Linked DNA regions of Homo sapiens: region 1 is linked to region 2. The links are chromatin contacts, found by Hi-C or POLR2A ChIA-PET in ENCODE. All regions are on one chromosome and are shown on one strand. Each heading gives the region's core, a stretch centred on a gene start or an enhancer-like site at or near the end of the contact. The rest is flanking DNA. Distances are from core to core; before and after follow the strand shown. Region 1 has its middle 71 kb from the start of TANK-AS1. Region 2 has its middle 11 kb from the start of ITGB6.

Evidence for each region. Hi-C counts contacts between places; a loop is a spot of excess contacts on that map. ChIA-PET counts read pairs that join two places held with the same protein, here RNA polymerase II (POLR2A). Pooled maps may share reads with other maps.
Region 1: a pooled map shows a loop between it and region 2 (2.1-fold over the local background). The contact joins two enhancer-like sites. A Hi-C loop is called at or near these places in 1 of 37 single-sample maps with no recorded cell type and 5 of 50 pooled maps. POLR2A ChIA-PET finds 5 or more read pairs at or near these places in 1 of 52 experiments (activated T-cell).

The regions. Positions count from the first base shown.
Region 1 is chr2:161,085,793-161,092,508 of GRCh38, reverse strand. No RefSeq gene overlaps it. Among named protein-coding and RNA genes, the nearest start is that of TANK-AS1, 71 kb to the left of the region's middle. RefSeq lists an enhancer at 1,583-1,712. Within about 2 kb of position 1,873, at least 3 of the 41 ENCODE cell types and tissues checked have a DNase peak (open chromatin) inside an H3K27ac peak, as active enhancers do.
Region 2 is chr2:160,208,137-160,215,146 of GRCh38, reverse strand. No RefSeq gene overlaps it. Among named protein-coding and RNA genes, the nearest start is that of ITGB6, 11 kb to the right of the region's middle. RefSeq lists enhancers at 4,579-4,628, 5,279-5,348, 5,489-5,578. Within about 2 kb of position 4,347, at least 7 of the 41 ENCODE cell types and tissues checked have a DNase peak (open chromatin) inside an H3K27ac peak, as active enhancers do.

The sequences.
Region 1 (6,716 bases), core at 624-3,123, 880 kb before region 2:
CTGGAAAAAGAAATGTGGAACCAGGATGTCCAGCATCCTTTCCTTAGACTCTTGTTTCAATGCTACTAGTATCCCACTCCACCACCACTCCTCCAGATTAGAAGAGAGAAACTCATGTGCTATGGTCTGAATGTTTATGTCCCTTCAAAATTTATACATTGAAACCTAATCCCCAAGTGACAATATTAAGAGGTGGGACCTTTGGGAAGTGATCAGGTCCTAAGGATACAGCCCTCATAATAGGATTAGTGGCCTTATAAAAGGGGCCCCAGAGAATTGCCTTGCTCTTCCTCCATGTGAGGATGAATCAAGAAGGTGCCATCTTTGAGGAACAGCCCTCACCAGACACTGAACCTGTTGGTGCCTTAATCTTGGGCTTCCATCCTCCAGGACTGGGAGGAATAAATATTTGTTGTTTATAAGCCACCTAGTATTTTGTTACAGCATCCTGAACAGACTATGACACTATGACAGCTTGTGCATTTAATCATTAGTTAATTAGTTCATTCAACAATACTTATTGAACATCTACTATGTGCCAGGCACTGTGGTATGCACAGGAAATACAGTGGTAAATAGCACAAGTAAGCACAACTTACAGTCTCGTGAATATCCAGCCTCTTTTGGACCTCTTCATTTCTGCCACATTTTTCATATGTAGAAGGGACAATTATAGAGCCACTCTCTTAGTCACCAGGATGGAGAGTTTCATGGAGAGTGACACCTTGGTTCCACATTTCTTTTTTGTTTGAATACCTAATGCCTCAAAAGTGATGTATAATTTCTTGTCAATCCGACCACAAAATCCAGGCAGATTTGAGGCTTGTCATGAATGATAAGTTGAACTTGTTTAAGGTCACTTTTGCTTTGTTTTACTATCTAACCAGAGAATAGAGGTGTGCCTGAAGCTTGGGGGTGTCACCGTCTGGGCAGAGTAAGGACCCCACAAGGTCAAAGTAGCCCAGAGCTGTGAATTATCTGTCCTAACGTCAGATAGCATTGAGGGATGGCCTTATGGCAGCCTTTAAGGCTTCACTCTATTGTCATAGAAAACTGAGTCTTGTTCTGCCACAGTTATCTACTTCTGTGTTTTTTGTTTGTTTGTTTGTTTGTTTTTACTGTGTCACTGAGCCCACCAAAATTTTTAGTGCCGGAGACCCCGTATGCTCATGTTGAATTTGCCAACATAATGACAGTATTTGTTCTTTCCAACACTCACCATCTGGGAAGGAGAGAGCTTAGTGAGTGTTATGTCCTCTCTCTGGGCAGAGGTAAATAAATGATAAGAAAATATCCCCCAAATAATTATGCTGCTGTTGGAAAATGATCATCTCCATTTTAAAGACAAAGAAACTGAGGCTGGGACTTATATGTGCTATGTAACTAATAGGATTTGAACTATGTGGTTCCAAAGTTGTACATCTTCCTGAGTCCTTGGTAGATAAATTATGGAGATCTAAGGTGATTGGGAGAGCTCTCTGTCTCCTGGGGTACCCCATGGCTAAATGTCAAGTGTTTGCCCCTTTGGAGTTCTTGTAATGTTGGACTAAAATGACTAGAGGTGGAGTTGGCTCCCAAACGTTTTGACCTCATCAAAGGGCCATTTGCTAAAGGCTAGCCTATCTCTTCCTTATTTTAGTTCTGTCAAGAAAACAGAGGCAAAATTGACTTGCCTACTTTACAATGTTGCTGTGGCTGGCCCTTGTTATAGATTGCCAGTACAGATCCTAACTTGTGGGGATATCAATTTATAAATGGGTAATTAGACATCCTGCCTGAGTTCTCTTCTTGAGGAAGTTCCATGTGGATGCCTGTGTTTGAAAAGCGGGGATCCGCGGGTAGCGTGTTTGGTGTGGAGGAAGCTGTCTTGGTATGCAAGCTCTGCTTAGAGGCACCACTCACCGAGCCAGCATTTCCTGGCAATGTGTTGTTGGGTGAAAAAGCTGTATAGTTTCTTTTTTATTTTTTTCTCTTTCCTTAAAGCTTTATCTATATTCACACACCAGCTAGAGGGAAGAAAAAACCCTCAAGAGCTGAGTTCAAACACCTGCAGTTATTTTGAAGACAAATGATTGAATGAACTTAACATTTCCCCCCAGCAACAAGTGCTGGTGTGAAGATGAAACCTGGGAGAAGAGCAGCAAGTTCAAGAACCATAAAGTAAAGCAGAAAAAAACCTACTTTGGGTAGTTGTAATTACTCAGTTCAGGTTGTTATTGTATACAGCTTTAAACATTTAATATCTTGCTTTATAACCTTATAAATAAACAAGGACCCACATAAGGCTTTGGGCCAGTTTGAACCTCAAATATGAAATATGTCAATCTACACATATAATACATAACTATGAGAAAATGCCTTTTCTTGCTCTTCAACATTTTCTGTGTAGAGTCAGCTGAACATAAAAACACAGGGGATGGATTCACCACATTTATTTCCATTGCACAGAAAGTATCTTGCTTGTTTACTTAGTAGGTCTGCAGCAATTGCACATGTTCTTACCTCATTTCTTCCTTGGTAATTAGCATATTTTTTCTTAGAGGAGCATATGGCATCCTCACTTGTAAACAAACCCTGCAAACCTCTTTCCATGTTGTTGAGATCTGAACTGAGCTGTAATTTTATCAAGTCATAATCATGGAAGCTCATGGATTCCCTAAGATAATAAAATTCAGCACACAGGCATAATAGGTAAATTGTCAGGAACTGGACCAATGTGGTCTTATATTGCTAGATGATTCAGGATATATACAGTATACAGAACTAAGGGATGAAGTGAGAAGACCCAATTGCAGCAACTTTAGCCTGTAAACAAAGCTAGAGAATGAAAGACCAGACAGAAATAGAAAGCTGCTGAGTTTGAGTTACCAATCTGGGTTCAGTGACTCTCTGAGAAAACTGAAGTTGTTCTTTAAACAAAATAGATTTTTTTACTAAGATTCCTATTGTCTGAGATAGGAATAAAACATGATTTTCAACTACCTGTTTTGTCATAATGTAGTAGAAAAGGGGTGATTATATATGGTCACATTTTGGAGTCTGTTGTCTGAAATTGCACATGGAAATTTTGCTTGACAATCATTGTATTCAATATGCTTATCACAATTGCAGCACACAAATAACATTTATCTTCTTCCTAAATATGTAGGTGTAGCTGTAGTCATTCTAACTTTAAAAACAACCCGCAACATTTAAGAAATTCTGGCTTTGAATTTGGGAGGCCAGTTGTGCCGAAATCATACTGAATGTTTATAAATTGGTCATGAAAAAAATCCTAACAAGACAATTCAAGTGTGTTATTTTTCAATTGTGACACCTATCTACACCCAAGGAGAAAGGTGTAGGTGACTAAGTGGGGAGGTTAGAGTGGGTGCTTGCCTTTTTGCCCAGGAAATCATTTTAGCATTTTGAAACTGTTTTTATGGCACCTTGTGTAAGATATATAAAACAGAAAGTGTTAATTATACATATTAAAGAATAGGGGAAGGAGAGGAGCTAAAAACTGAGGGAGTTCTAGAGATTCTTCCCATTCCCCCCACCTCATAGCCATGCCTTGATGCTGCCAGGCCCTAGACTTTCCTAAATGCCTTGTAAAACCAAAACTACTCAGAAGATTCACATCAACGTACATGCATCAACCTTAGCTGACTTTAGTGTTTCAGAGGGAAGTGAGAGTTTTGGGGCCTCTGGGAATTCTGAGCTAAGTGGTTTGACAGTAGACTGAGAAAAAACAAGAGATGTTATGAGGTGCATCAGAACCCTTGGGGTAGCCTCAGGACTGTCAAGCAGGGAGTTGCGGATTCAGGTTGGGATATGACAAACACCATGCCTGATAGCCTAGGAAGAAAGTGAGAGCCAAAAGAGTTAGGTGTCTCTGGGGGGAGTCATTTCGTCAATGGTTTCTATAAGTTCTGGCTCTATATTGGTCAGATAAACACAATGAGCCCCAGTGTTGGTCAAATAAGCACAATAAGCCCAAAGGTATATTACCTGAGTTAAATCTTACATCGGTGAATCTCAGTCTTGGCTATATATTGGAATCTCCTGGGGAGCGTTAAAAAATACTGATGCCTGGTTCCTATGCTTAGAAATACTGATTTAATTGGTTAGGAATGCTGCGTAGGCTTTGGGAGTTTTAAAAGCTCTCCAGGTGATTCTAATGGACAGCCAAGGCTGTGAACCACTGCGTATGACCTAAATTGAGTCTGTTTGGGTAAATATGTTGCAATTCACCTTCTCTAAAATAGTAAAAATACTTGGTTTTAACCTTGCACTAATATTTCAAATATTTCAACAACCTTTCAAGGTTTAAGAGTTGAGTAGTATACATTTGAGATGTAGTAATATCCCAGGGTGAGGTTCCCCTGGGACCTACCCTGGCTAGCCTCAGCATGATGGCGCTTGCCTGCCCTTCACCTCAAATCCTTGCTGCAGTGCTGTGTTCTGTCATGAGAGTCACAAGATACTTGGTGATTGCAAATCTGCTGGCTTATAATAAGTAAATAGTGGGCAAAGCAAAGGTCCTTAGGAATCGAAGATACCTATGGCACCCTATTATCTGTAAGATAATTTTGGACTTCATTGAATCATTTGTGTGTGTGTTATTAATACTTTGCTTTGCTTTTTCCAGATGAAAAAGATGTCTTATACAAAATTTGTCAATCAAACATAGCTGAGGTATTTTGCTCAACAGATATATTGCCTCTTATGATTTAAATGGGGGATTAACGAAAGGTTTTGAAAATTTGGCATTAAGAAAAATGGCTAAAACTCACTTTTGATTGCCCCTGAGTGATGGTGAAGGAAAGGGGGAATAAATGAAGTCAAGTGACTTATGGTTGTACCATCTAATTTTCTTGCATCTTGACAGACCTTGTCTTGTGACAATTTCCAAGGGGTTCTTGCCTTTTTATATCCAGAGTAGTATATGTGGACCCAGGATTCCTACTCCAACTAGAGGACTAACGTCTTGAAGGCTGTGATTATGATTTTTCTTCTGGAATTATTAGCAAGTCAAGATGTAAGCAATAAAGCTATAATGGTGGAATAAATGAGGTGGAGGTAGAGAATTAGGGGTCTATTTATACCTGATCACCTAGGTAGCTCACCACCCCACTACCTCCAGGGTCCACCTCACCACCCTACTACCTCCAGGGTCCACCCTGTCTAAGCCTCAGAATCTATCTACATGGATGGGAAGGATGCTAGCTTGTCAAAGAAAGCAAGCTTTGAGAAGACCACCAAGACATATTCTGAGATCAGATTTTACAACCTTATTTACTGAGATCATTAGACTGTTTGCAAAATGTTTGTTGTTGCTGTTCTACTTAGTAAATGGGCCTATAGAGATCTATTTAGTAAAACCTTGTTATTTGGACAGAGAAAACCAAGGGCTAGGGAAGTTAAATTGGCCATAATCAATACCGTGAGTTTTTTTTCTTTTTTTTTTTTTTTTAAAAAAAAAGCTAAGACTAGAACCTGGTTCTCTAGTACCAAATCCAAGGCTGTTTCCTCTGAGATGGTTGCAGTTTCAGAATAAGAGAAAGAACCTCTTAGTCAATCCCACAGTTTAACAAAGCTGATTGGGAAAAATGAAAATATTAAAGAAAACATGTTTGTATAGTATTTATGTTTAGTGATGTTCAATCAGCATTTATTTATATTATAAAAAATTAGAAATTGCCTGAACTGTCACAGAAAGGAAGGTTGCTTGGTAAAATACCATTTCCATTATACAATATGAAAGAAAATAATTCAGCCATTAAAAACCATGTTCTTGAAGCCTATTTAAAGATATTGAAAGATGGTCATAATAAATGGCAATTCATGACAGAAAGCAAAGTTGAAAAAGCATGGGTTAGATGCTAAGCATTACTTCTAAACTACTAGGCTTTGTGTCTAAGGCTACACATTTCTGAAGTTTATGGAGAGCCTTTAAATGTCAGCATCAGTTTTAACCAAGAGCTCTTTTCTTACACAACATCTAAAAATATCTATTAGTTTAACTTGTCAGCATGTAAAACATTTGCTATGATTTTTCTCATCGTATCACTCAAATCATGTCAGCTAGAAAGAAAAAACTGCTTGGATAATCTGGCAATGACTAATGTTATTTGCTGAGATTTTCTGGAGGCTATTTAGCAGCAATTTAATAATTGTTATAATCATAAGAAGCCTAATCAAAGAGTTCTATTTACTGCATATTTCCACTTAGGTATCCCATAAGCAATTCAAACTCACAATGTCCCAAACTAAACTTTGTGTATAGTACCAGTATCCATTTAGTTGCCTAAGTCATGAACTTTGAATCATCTTCTAATTTGTGTATTTTTAGCCTGGATTACTGTGAAAACATCTAAGTCTTCTCTCTAAATCTAGGCTTGAACCCCTCCAATCCATTCTCCACTCTGAAGATAGAAGAAATGCTCTAAAAAGGAAATCAGATTATGTTACTTCCTTGTTTATAAACCTTTATTGGAGTCCCATTGCCTTCGGGATAATATAAGCTCCTTGGCATGGCCTTCAGGGCCCTATATGATCTCTATCCTGTTTTCACCTCCAGACTGAAAGCTTGCTGGTTCTCCAGATATGCTCGCCTCTCAATTGCTGACTCCTCATCTTTCTGGGCCCCAGTTGTATGTTGCCTCCTTTGGGAATCAAGGCCAATTAAGTGCCCCATTCAAGGAACTTCCCTGGGACCAGGATGTAACATTTTA
Region 2 (7,010 bases), core at 3,098-5,597:
TTACTGCAAATGAAGATGCAATTTTTTCCCCCTTCCAAAATCAAAGACTCCTCAAGTTCTATCAGCAGATAAACCCAGGTCTTTAAAATGGGTGTATTAAAGGTTTTTTTCTAGGTAACACATAAACCATCAACACTCACTGGAAACCACACGGACAGCTCCTCAGGAGGTGTGGGGTGCCCCACTGCTTGCCCATGGTGCTTGCTGGCCACCATAAGTGGCTCCTGGCATCATGCCTTACTAAAGTGGATGCTCAGTGCATCTACTCAACAACGGTGTGAAGAAGGGAATGGAGAGACAATGAGTGGGTTGGACTTGGCTCACCCTTCCTGCTCTAACATTTGGACACTCTGTGACAAATGCAGAAGGAATTCACTGAAGCCAGCTCAGAGTCCTGTACTGCCAGGCGTGACTGCAGAACACAGCCCAGGCAAGGGATGGAGCAGTAATGCACCGTGGGGTGGGTGGGGGTCCATGCTCAGCCCCAAGATGGAATTCTGTCCCTTCAATAAAGATCTGGAGCAGAAAAGGAGCATGCAGCACCCAGCAACCACAGAGGGTGACCACAGAGCTGAGCAACAGCTGAAGCTGTCCAGCTGCTTTTCTGTGGCAAGTCTACCCACATCCGCAACAGACAAGGGATTCATTCATCAAGACCCTGGCTTCATGAGAAGATCATATGTCAGTGTGTGTTTCTGACAAGTGTTGTTAGCTGAAAGTGTGGACCGAAGGTGCCCCCCAGCTCACCACTACCTAGGCCACCAAGAAAAGGGAAAAAAGAGGCTGAATTCACACAGCCTTGTGAAGTTCCTGGCAGGACCAAGTGTTAGAAACTTAGAAACTACAAACTGTAATATAAAGCAATTATTAAAATGAATAATAGTCGTATAAACTGGGCATGGATGAACGAATTTATTGCATTTTGGAAACTTTTGCATCAGGAGGACTCATATTGTAGAAAAGAGTAATCATAAAAATGGCTGTCATTTTAAAAAACATGCCTACTGTTGCAAGTACCACATGTAATTCTATTTAATTTTATCCTCACAACAACCCTTTGAGCACTTCTAGCCCCTGTAGTGGATTGAATGACGACTGCATCCAAAATATAGGTTCACCTTCCCAGAACCTGTGGATGGAATCTTATTTGAAGAAGCGTCTTTGTAGATGTAATTAAGTAAAGGATCTTGAGATGAGATAATCCCAGATTTTTTGGGTAGGTCCTAAATCCGAAGACAAGTGTCCTTATAAGAAGAGGAAAAGACACAGAGAAGGAGAACGCCAGAGGAGAAGATGTGAAGACGAGGCATCGAAATGATGCATCTACGAGTCTAGGGATGCCAATAAGTGCCGGCAGCCCCCGGAAGCTAGGGAGGGGGAGGGAACCCCTTCTCCCTCAGAGCCTCCAGACAGCTTGCTTTCAGGCTTCTGGTTCCCTGAACCGTGTGTCAGAAAATTGATTTATGTTGTTTTAGGCCACCCAACGCTCTGAGAATCGGAGCTGTTGTTCTAGTTCTAGTACTGAAAACTGCCCATGTGACTCTGGCCAGTCCCTGACTACCAGCGGAGCCCCCTGGGTAAGGTGTGCACACTACCCTGCTGCTCTGCTGCCTGGACAAATCAGTCATTCAAGTTGAATAACACTATTAAGGTAACGATAGTTTAGTATTAAGGTTAACCACCTGCCTACCATCAGACTGCCTGGATTTGAGGCCAACTTTTCCGCTTAGTGCCTATGAGACTGCGACCAAGTTATTTAACCTGAGTCATTTTCTTTTTCTTCTGTAAAATGGGGAGAATTCAAGAGGAGCCTTGAGCAGAAAAAAAGACATTTGGTAAAAACTAAGGAAGTCTGAAAAAAAGTATGGACTTTAGATAATAATAATGTATTAATATTTGTTTATTAATTGTAACAAATGGGCTAGGTGCGGTGACTCTCACCTGTAATCCCAGCACTCTGGGAGGCCAAGGCAGGCAGATCACCTGAGGTCAGAAGTTCGAGACCAGCCTTGCCAATATGGTGAAACCCCGCCCCTACTAAAAATACAAAAATTAGCCAGGTGTGGTGGCACATGCCTGTAATCCCAGCTACTCGGGAGGCTGAGGCAGGAGAATCACTTGAATCCAGGAGGCAGAGGTTGCAGTGAGCCAAGACGGCACTCCAGCCTGGGCGACAGAGTGAGACTCTGTCTCAAAAAAAAATTGTAACAAATGTACCATACTCACATAAGATATTAATAATAGGGACGGCTGGCTATGGGATATATAGAAATTGTACTAATCTAAAACTCTTCTAAAATATTAAATTACATATTATTATTTAAATGGGGAAAATATCAGTACCTCACCTCACATTGTGATAAAGATTTATAACAGTGTTTGGCATATTATAAGAGACATTGTTCGCTATTATTGTTTTAGGGCTGTTATCAGGAACAAGGAATTCGTACTTGCAATGTTCCATGAAACAGGCTAAATCATTTTTTTAAGTGAGATGATGTGACATATTTAGAGTAAGGTTGTCTGAAAATGTTATTATAACTGTAATTTTGACTCATTCCAAAGCTAAGTAAAGCCAATGTAGTAACTAAACTTTGTTTCATGCCTCAGTGTTTCTTGGTTTTTAGATCTTTTCAAACTGTGACTCTGACTACTACTGTAATTGCATGTAGCTCATGCAAACAAGATCTACCTTGTTTATCTGAGAAAAATGGAAAAAAAGAGAAAGACTCACAAATTGCAAATATATCTCCTTTTTGTTTCCTATCTGCTACTGGATTCCATTTTTAAAACACCTACATCATATTTTACTTTTTCCTTAGAAAACCAAGCAGAATGAATTGCAGTGACTCTTATATACTATTTTGACCCCAGGAGGTGGACAAATGACCATATATATACATATACATTCATTCAGATTACTGCAACAATGAAAGAAGCACACTCTTGATAAAACTGGTCATTTTAAGAATGACGGTGTCAACAGAAGAGAGCCAAACTCATTCAGATTGCTCCCACCTTGCCTGATGCCTGCATCATAAGAAAGCAGCAGAAAATCCAAGTTTGGAAAAAATGCTGCACACTTTCTCACCTGAAGAGATGCTTCCTACCTTAGGAAGAGAATGCTGTTTCCTTAACGGAGCTACTCTTCTGGACCTTCTGCAAGTAAGATGGGTAGATGGACAGACAGGCAGATGACAGCTTGAGGACAGGCTATTGTACCAAAAAGAAAGAGACCAAGGGCAGATGCAAGCAGCAACTGGGATCCTCTGCCCAGAAGATACAGGAAAACAATAGATAGCCGTATTCGAAATTCATTTCGCAAAGAAAACCAGTCTACGTCATTCAGTAATAAAACTGTAGTATCTGGGCTATAGTCACTAGGTTAACTATACTAGGTTATAAGGCTGGGTCTGAGTCCAGAAATTTATAATGAGCCATCACTATTGCAAGTGTTTTATCTGAACTATTATCAAAATGGACCTCCTCTCTGGGCTTTCCTGGGAAAATGAATCGTCTCCTGGAAAACCCATCTTGAAAGATCTTTGAATTGCAGAATGCACAAAAAAGGCAGCAGTAAACACATGAATTCACACCCGCCTTTTCCTAAGAAATCTGACTACAATATTATCATAGGATAATGAAAATAGTTTTTTGTTTAATTGTTAAACAAAAGTAAACAATTTTCTTCCCTGTGGGGCTTCTTGAAGTGTTTAATAGGTTATAATGCACATTGTGAGTTTCTGATGGAAGATTTAATAGTCTATATTAAATAAACTGCAGGAGCATTTCATTATCAGGGCAAGGATTAACAGCTCACTTCAGATCACATTTTAGGAAGCTGTGCTCCTCCTCCAGCAACATTCATAAAAATAAATCCTTCTGTTGGTTAACGTTTAAATCCTGTCTTCCTAATCTTTGGTTGCCTAATAGGGCCTAAACAATTTCAAGACCAATCTATACCATGCCACAAATGTCCAATAATCAATCCACCAAGGTCTGGACTGAGACCAGGGCTGACAACTGCCTTTTCCATGCTGCTGAGCCTTACTCTATTGGTGTCCAAGATAACTTAATTTCATCAACGCATAGGGAATGTTTGCCCCTCCCCCAATATTTGCAACTAACAGCAATTGTCTTTTATCAAAAAACTTTCCTATTTGTGTTTTGATTGAAACTTTAAAACATCGAACTCCTTGATATAAAGAAAATGATTCATTTCCTTCCTTTAATAAATGTTGAAACTACTGTGAGCCTCTCGCTTCATCATGCCTCGGTTGTTACACCCTCAACCGCTAGGGGGTGCCAGGAAAGGGCCCTGGGCTCAGGAGCAGCAAAGTTCCAGCCAGAGTAGTCAGGACGCAACAGAGATTGCAGCCCAGGCAGGTGGTTTTCATACTTCCCCAAACAAGCCTCACACCTGACTGCTCACCGGAGCCGCTTTTTGTCTGGAAGTAATTATGCCCAACAATATATAGATTCGTTACGTCTGTTGTGGTGTAAAAATCTGACACACCGTCTTTAATTAGAGGCCAGCTGAATTTGCTTTAAAGGCTTTTCTTCTTTCTCCACTTCCAAGTCTTGAGACATCACCAGGTTAATGCCATTTTGATTAGCTTGTTAGAATAATTTATTGTTTAGCCTTTTTAACGATTAGGGTGTTCACCTCATACCCAATCCTTTACTCTATTTGATTCCCTGAAAACTTACTGACAGGATTCACTGAGTATGCATCTGAAACAATCAGAAAATTCCATAAAATGGCAGTTAAAAGTAATAAATCCTCCACGGACCCACCCAAGGATGTGCCTCAAACATGATCACTGGCTGAGGCAAGAGGATCACTTGAGATCTAGAGTTTTAGGCCAGCCTGGGCAACAAAGTAAGACCTCCATCTTTATAAAAAATTTTTTTAATTAGTTTGGCATGGTGGCATGTGCCCAGCTACTTAGGAGACTGAGGTGGGAGGATCGCTTGAGCCCCAAAGTTTAAGGCTGTAGTGAGGCTAGGATTATGCCACTGCACTCTAGCCCAGTGATAGAGTGAGGCCTTGTCTAAAAAAACAACAATAAAAAGATAATAATTACTGGCCACCATTTCTCCCAGCTTTTTAAAGGATTAGAACTTTCCCTATTGTTGCAGCTGAATAAATTGCATCTTTAAGGTCAAAAGAAGTTTGAAGTCCTTCCACTTTCCAAGGAGTTTTTAAAAGAAAATATACCCATCTCTTCTGCCTTCTTAAGAGGAGTATTTTTTTATTCTGTTAGGGGAGACTTTTGTTACTGAAACTAACCCCAATTAGTCTATCAGCACAGCTAGAGAGAACTAGAGGACCACAGGGATTTTCCAGGTTTTCTTTTGCAACCAAAAAGTCATGGGGAATTCCAGAACAGAAGATGCTGGCTAATCAGACCTCCACTGGACTGAAGGAATGTTAACACAGCATACAAACAGTCTCCATACAGCACTGGCCTGCATAGTTCAGACCTTTCTGGTTCTACCATGGAATGCTTTTTGCAGAGTTATGACTCCTCATGACCCTCCAAGTTGTTAGAGCAGATTAGAGCTCCCGATGACTCTGCTGATGAGCAGATGGTATTCTCTCTCTGAAACAGCTGGAGAACCCTGGTGGTGATGGTGGGGTTATTGATTCAGGGCCTCAATAACTGCTAGAGTCATCGTTGATCCCTTGATTTCTCTCCCTCCCTATGAGGAATCTGTTTGTAAATCATGTCTATCTTGGAAATATATCCAGAATCCAAACACTTCTCACTTCCTCCTTTACTCCCACCATAGACCAAGCTGTCATAATCTCTGCTGAAACAGCCTGCAATAAGGCCCCCCAGCTTCCATCCTTATCGTCTTATAGTCTGTGCATACTTGCCACCTTATAAGCTACATCATGTCCAACCAAAACTCCATAAAAGCTTCCCTTCTCACTCAGAATACAAATCTGGAGCCCTGACCATCGCCCCCCCGAACCCACCCCTCCTTCATGAGCTGCCCTCTTCCCTTTGCCTGTCTGGCTCATCTCCTCTGGACTCCTTGAGTTCACCTACTCACTCTGCTTCAGCCTCGCTCGCCACCTTGCTTGTCCACAAACCATCCCGTACCAGGACCTTGCACTTGCTCTTCCCACAGGCAGGACTGCTTGTCCTCCAGAGAGCCCTGCGATGCCCTCCCTCCTTTCCCCAAGGCTATGCCTAAACACCACCTGAGCAGAGAGGCTTTGCTGGCCACCCCACCTTGGCCACTCTCTGACCCCTTGCCATCCTTTATTTTTCTCAGCATTTGTTACCATCTGACATCTTTATTTGTTCGTGTGTTTCTTGTCTGTCTCTCCCACTGGAATGTAAGCTCCATGAGGCAGAGACCCTGTCGGTTTTAATCAACACTGTGCTCTCAGAACAGTGCCTGGTCCATTGTGGGGTCTCCACAGGCGGCTGCTGAAGCAATAAATGAGTAAATGAAAAAAGAAGGCTCAGCAGCTCTGCAAGCTGTGAATGAGTGAACCACTCGGCAATCAGTGTTTGTTCATGTGACGTCTTGCTATTTGTTTCACAGATAGGAAAAAGGGGCCTAACGAGTCTAGTTCTCAGAGTCAATTCAGAATAAATTCACATCCAATGGTATTTTTCTGGAAAATCTCGTCTTTGGATTTATTCCACAAACTAAAAGACAGAAAGAGTTCAATTCTTTTAGACTTCAATATAATTTCTGAACCCTGACTGCATGGGCCTCTGGAGCAGGCCTAACTCACAGGACAGGCTCCCTGTAGCTGGCAGTGTGACTGCCAGGCTCCAGAGTAGGGTGGGGTGTGGGTGGTAACTGTGAAGTGCCGGGGCTGCCTGTGGCTCAGAGGCCGGAGTTCATCCTGAGTCATCTCCCGACCACAGGAAATGCCCACAGTCGTGCTCTCCTGGACTCAATGCCAGGCCCTGGCTCCTGACCAGCAGGCTCAGCTTCCCCTGAAGGGCCAGGCAACATGTTTTGTTTCATTTTGTTTTTAA